Linked DNA regions of Homo sapiens: region 1 is linked to region 2. The links are chromatin loops, found by intact Hi-C in ENCODE. Cell type or tissue: ascending aorta. All regions are shown on one strand.

What was found. A loop is a pair of places that touch in the nucleus more often than their neighbours do. Peaks named below come from ENCODE experiments on the same cell type or tissue, not always from the same donor. Only the 100,000 strongest peaks of a DNase experiment are listed, where the experiment ranks them.
Region 1: it touches region 2 in a loop (3-fold over the local background); 8 of 110 quality-filtered maps call a loop at or near these places.

Annotation. Positions count from the first base shown.
Region 1 is chr14:105,300,420-105,302,919 of GRCh38, reverse strand. BRF1 (BRF1 general transcription factor IIIB subunit) reads left to right here and starts at 1,919. Exons shown (of 18, transcript NM_001519.4): 1 at 1,919-2,474. The coding sequence starts at 2,291. It also overlaps the pseudogene LOC124903409 and a transcript of PACS2 not described here. RefSeq lists silencers at 1,238-1,607, 1,838-2,247. In ascending aorta, no CTCF peak of the experiment used is centred here; DNase peaks (open chromatin) are centred at 1,529, 1,879 and 2,440; H3K4me3 peaks cover 1,628 bases; H3K27ac peaks cover 1,587 bases.
Region 2 is chr14:104,967,715-104,970,214 of GRCh38, reverse strand. The region is part of intron 1 of AHNAK2 (AHNAK nucleoprotein 2); the gene reads left to right. Among named protein-coding and RNA genes, the nearest start is that of AHNAK2, 9.4 kb to the left of the region's middle. RefSeq lists enhancers at 647-1,380, 2,116-2,500. In ascending aorta, a CTCF peak has its summit at 948; DNase peaks (open chromatin) are centred at 1,144 and 1,834; H3K4me3 peaks cover 1,234 bases; H3K27ac peaks cover 2,500 bases.

The DNA of each region.
Region 1 (2,500 bases), 330 kb before region 2:
GTGGCTCATGCCTGTAATCCCAGCACTTTGGGAGGACAGGGCGGGGAGCAGTGGCTCATGCCTGTAATCCCAGCACTTTGGGAAGACAAGGCGGGTGGCTCACTTGAGCCCAGGAGTTCCAGACCAGCCTGGGCAAATGAGGCAAAAACCCATCTCTACAAAAAATATTATCTGGGTGTGGTGGCACATGCCTGTAGTTCCAGCTACTCGGGAGGCTGAGGTGGGAGGATCACCTGAGCCCAGGAGGTAGAGTCTGCAGTGAGGCTTGATTATGCTACTGCACTCCACCTTGGGTGACAGAATGAGACACTATCTCAATTTTTAAAAAATGAAGAAACTAGAAAAAGGGAACACATTGAACCAAATTAAGTGGAAAGAAGGATCTAACAAAAATGAGAGCAGAAATTAATGAAATAGGGCCATGCACGGTGGCTCATGCCTGTAATCCCAGCACTTTGGGAGGCTGAAGTGGGCGGATCACCTGAGGTCGGGAGTTCAAGACTGGCCTGACCAACATGGAGAAACCCCGTCTCTACTAAAAATACAAAATTAGCCAGGTGTGGTGGTGCATACCTGTAATCCCAGCTACTCGGGAGGCTGAGAGAGGAGAATCGCTTAAACCCAGGAGGCAGAGGTTGCAGTGAGCCGATATCTCACCACTGCACTCCAGCCTGGGCAACAGAGCAGAGACTCCGTCTCAAAAAAAAAAAAAAAAGAAAGAAAAAAAAGAGGGTGGGGTCTTCCGCATTTCCTTTTTTCTCTTTTTTTTTTTTGAGACAGAGTTTCACTCTTGTCACCCGTCACCCAGGCTGGAGTGCAATGGCGGGATCTCAGCTCACTGCAACCTCCACCTCTCAGGTTCAAGTGGTTCTCCTGTCTCAGACTCGCGAGTAGCTGGGATTACAGGCGCCCACCACCAAGCCTGGCTAATTTTTTTGTATTTTTAGTGGAGACGGGGTTTCGCCATGTTGGCCAGGCTGGTCTCGAACTCCTCACCTTACGTGATCCGCCTGCCTTGGCCTCCCAAAGTGCTGGGATTACAAGCGTGAGCCACTACGCCTGGTTACGCATTTCTTTTTAGGCTCATTCCTGGGTATGTCACCGGCCCTATGGCGATTGTGAACAGCACCTGCAGATATTTGAGGGCGTGCGCAGCCAGGGTTCCCGCTCTGGGCAGGGGGCACAGCGAGGTGACTCACGGGTAACCACAGGTGGCCACGAATGACTGCTAGAAAGTGGGAATTTTAGGGGAACAGAAAACGGAGAATAGCGGGGCGCACGGGGAGGCTCTGGAACCTGGGCGAGCGGAGCGGCGGACGCCGCAAATGCGGAGGGCGGGGCAGGGTGGCCCCTGGCGGGTGTCTCCACCTCTGCGGCCAGGCCCCCCAGCGCAGCTGCCCTGGCCCCGCCCACCACTCCCAGAGCCCGGGGTTGGGTCCCAGGTCGCCCTCAGGAGCCAAGGCCCCGCCCACCACGCTCGGCCCCCTCGCCTCAAGCCCCGCCCACAGTTCGGGTCCAGACCCAGGCTCCGCCCCCTTCCCCCGCCCACAGCTCCAGTTCCCTTCGCAGGCCGTCTCTCCACGGGAGGCCCCGCCCCCCACCCTCAGCCCCGCATCCGGCTGAGTCCTCACCCCAGGCCTCGCTCGCCGCTGGAGACCGCGCTCACTATCCGAGGAGGACCCTCCTCTGCCCCGCGTCCAGCTTTAGTCCCCGACTGCGTTCATCGCCAAGGGCCCGCCCACTGCCTTAGGTCGCGTCGCCAGCCTTGGGTCCCGTCGCCAGCCTTGGGTCCCGTCCCCGGCTGCACTCACCGCGAGGCCCCACCCTTAGCTCTAGTCCCCGGTGTCGCCCACCGACGAGGCCCCGCCCCAAACTCCAGTCCCGGGCTGCGCTCACCGCCGTGGCCCCGCCCCCAAGCGCCAGTCCTCGGCTGCGCTCACCGGTAGGCCCCGCTCGGGTTCCGCCGAAGCCCAGCCCCCGCAGGTCGCCCCTCCGACGCCGGCGCGCCGCAAGGGAGGCCAGCTCGCTCGCAGTGGGGAGGTCGCGGCTCCAGTCCTCGCGTCCCCGCCGTGGTCCCGGTGCCTGTCCCATCCCGCGGGCGCGGCCGTTGCGGGCGGCGCGGCCCGGGCGCGCGCGGCGAATCTGCGGCTGCGAATCGGCTGGAGCGGGGCCTCGCGAGAGCGGCGAGGCCTGGGCGGCTGGGCCTGGGCGGGCGGCGCGGGCTGCTCCGGAGGCTCGGGTGGCTTGAGAGTCTTGGGAGGCTCCGGGCGCTGCCCGCGCGGTCGCCGGCATGACGGGCCGCGTGTGCCGCGGTTGCGGCGGCACGGACATCGAGCTGGACGCGGCGCGCGGGGACGCGGTGTGCACCGCCTGCGGCTCAGTGCTGGAGGACAACATCATCGTGTCCGAGGTGCAGTTCGTGGAGAGCAGCGGCGGCGGCTCCTCGGCCGTGGGCCAGTTCGTGTCCCTGGACGGTGAGTCCCGCGGGCTGGCGCTGCGC
Region 2 (2,500 bases):
TGGGGTGCCGGCGGAGCCCAGGCCATACAAGGTGTGTGGCAGGACACCAAGCTGTGGGCCCTGGGCAGGTAGGGGACAGTGGCTCTTGTTTCCAAGGAGCCTGGGTGTGGGGGGAGGTGAATGCCAAGAGCACCCACATTCAGGGCAGCCGCAGGTCTGCAAGTCCCCAAGGTGGGCGTGGGGCCTGGAGAAGGGTCCTCAGATGACCGTGTGCTTGCTTGGTGCACAGGGGCCCTGGGTGGCTGTGGAGGGTGGTTGCTTCCAAAGGCCAGGTTTACTCTCCTGGGGGTGCCCGAGGTGGGCTGTGGGGGCCTGGGGCGATGGGTAGCTCCATCACAGGGTCACACTGCCCTGGACGTCTGTGGGGCCGGCCTTTCAGCCCAGGGAAACTGGCTCAGGCTAGCCCGCCTGGGATGGATGGGAGCATGGGGCTGTTCCTTTTGGCTGCCAAATCCCTTGGAGAGGTGGCACATGTGCTACCCTGTGCCTCAGTTTCTCCAGGAGCAGAAGGAGATGAACTGGGCCCACCTGCTGCCCTCCCATCCCCATCAACTGGCTCCCACCCTCAGGCTTACCAGGCTTTTCCAGGAGATCTGACAAGCTCCTTCCTTTTTCCCATGCACTGCCTGCACTAGCATTTATTATGCACCTACTGTGTGCCAGGCTCTGAGTGCTTGGTGAGCAAAGTGTTCTGGGGACCAGGGAGCCGGCAGTGTCCAGAAGCCATGGCAGGGTGGCCAAGCTCAGTCTGTGAATTTGCCCAGCAGAGAAGACAGCCTGGGAAAGCCCAGAGAGAGAGCGCCTGTGGCCCAGGCAGGCACAGTGAGGGCTGGAGAGGCTGGGGATGTCGGCTAGGGCTAGAGCAGGCACGGAGAGGCTGCCAGGCCAGTCTGACCGATGGATGGCACCAGGGAGCTACGAAAGGTTGTTTCGGGAGAGGGTGATGTGAATAGCCTCACGGGTGCAGCTGGGCTGCAGTGGGGAATGGCTGCTGGATGGGCAAGGAGCCCAGCTCCCAGGTCTAGGGGACTGAGTCTGGCTTCCCCAGCCCTCCTGCAGCCTTGGAGGCAGACACAGAGGCAGGAGCAAGAGCCTGAGCTCATCCCGAGAGAGTTATCTCAAGAAGCATCGGGGAGGGGCGGGGGATGTTGCTCAGGGAAGTCTGAAGGTCTCATGACAGTCAGCCCGCTTGGCACCTTCTTCATGAAGTTCCACGACTGGGTGAGGCCCAAGTGCGGCCGGCTGTGTGTGCCTGTGTCTGGGTGGGCACCAGGTTTCCAGCCCGAGGGCAGTGACTCCCACAGGGCTCCCGCCTCCATGGCCTCACTCTGGGCTGTCCATGGGTGTTCAGAGGGAGGAGCCCAGGCCAGACACACAAGTGCACACACGCCCTAGCACCTGAGCACGTACATCCTGTGAGCACACACGTGTGCACACACACCTGCAAACCTGGAGTGGGCCATTCGTTCCTCCCACCCAGGATGGACTTTTCCGGCCACTGGAGAGCCAGTCTCCTCCCTGCCAGCCCCCAGGGCCCTGGGGACTTGCAAATGCACCCAACCATGCCCTCCCACCTGGAGGCCAGAGATGGGGCCCTGGGGCTGCCAGTTTAGAGGCAAACTTGGATTTTGTTTAAGCAAAATCCACCTCCTCCCCCCACGGACCTGTTCTGGACCCTCCAAGAACTCTCATTTAGCTGGTGGCTGGTGGGAGTCCTCAATCTGGACCCAGCTGTGGAGCAGGGGTGTTGGTGAGCCTCTGCCACACTCCCCGCCTGTGTTCCTTCTCCCCTCCCGCTCGGCCCCTCCCCGCCTCCCGGCCAGGATCTGCTCGTCCCCCAGACACACTGCCTGAGGCCCCGCCTGCTCAGGCCCTGCGCCAGGATAGTCCAGTTCTCGGGGAGGCAGCTTTTCTGGGCCAGGGTGGGTGTCCTCTGCGGCTTTCACTGTGGTACCACCCCCACCTGCCCTGGCATGCAAGGGACTGACCTGGGTCCCGGGGTCCCTCCACAAGGTTCAAGTTTTCACCCGCAGGAATGTTAATGGTAGTGTTGAGGCCAGGGCGCTGGGGGGCCCGGGGAGTGGGGGAAGGGCATTGGGGAAGGAACCAGGTGCCAACGGCCTGACCAGCTGGGCCTGGCTCAGGCGAGTCACCTCCACATTCTCCTCTGTGAAGTGGGGCTTTGGTGACCGTCAACAAACAGTGTCATGATTCAGGTGATGGGGCCACTTGCAGAGCCTGTCTGGGAGAACCGGAGGCCGGGCGGGCAAAGGCGGCCTCCCCTGCGCTCTGCGGCCGAGGCGGGGCTTCCTCAGGAGCTCGGGCCTGGGAGGCGGTGCTCTTGGCGGGGGACTGGGATACTGGGGGCCTTCCTCTCTCTCCCGACTGGCGCGGGTCCGAGGCCGGTAGCCTGGCTGCGCAGCCTTATCCCGAGGCGGGCAGGATTTCCCCCTTCCTGTTTGTGTTCCTGGGCCAGGCTCCTGCCAGCCCAGTGACTGGA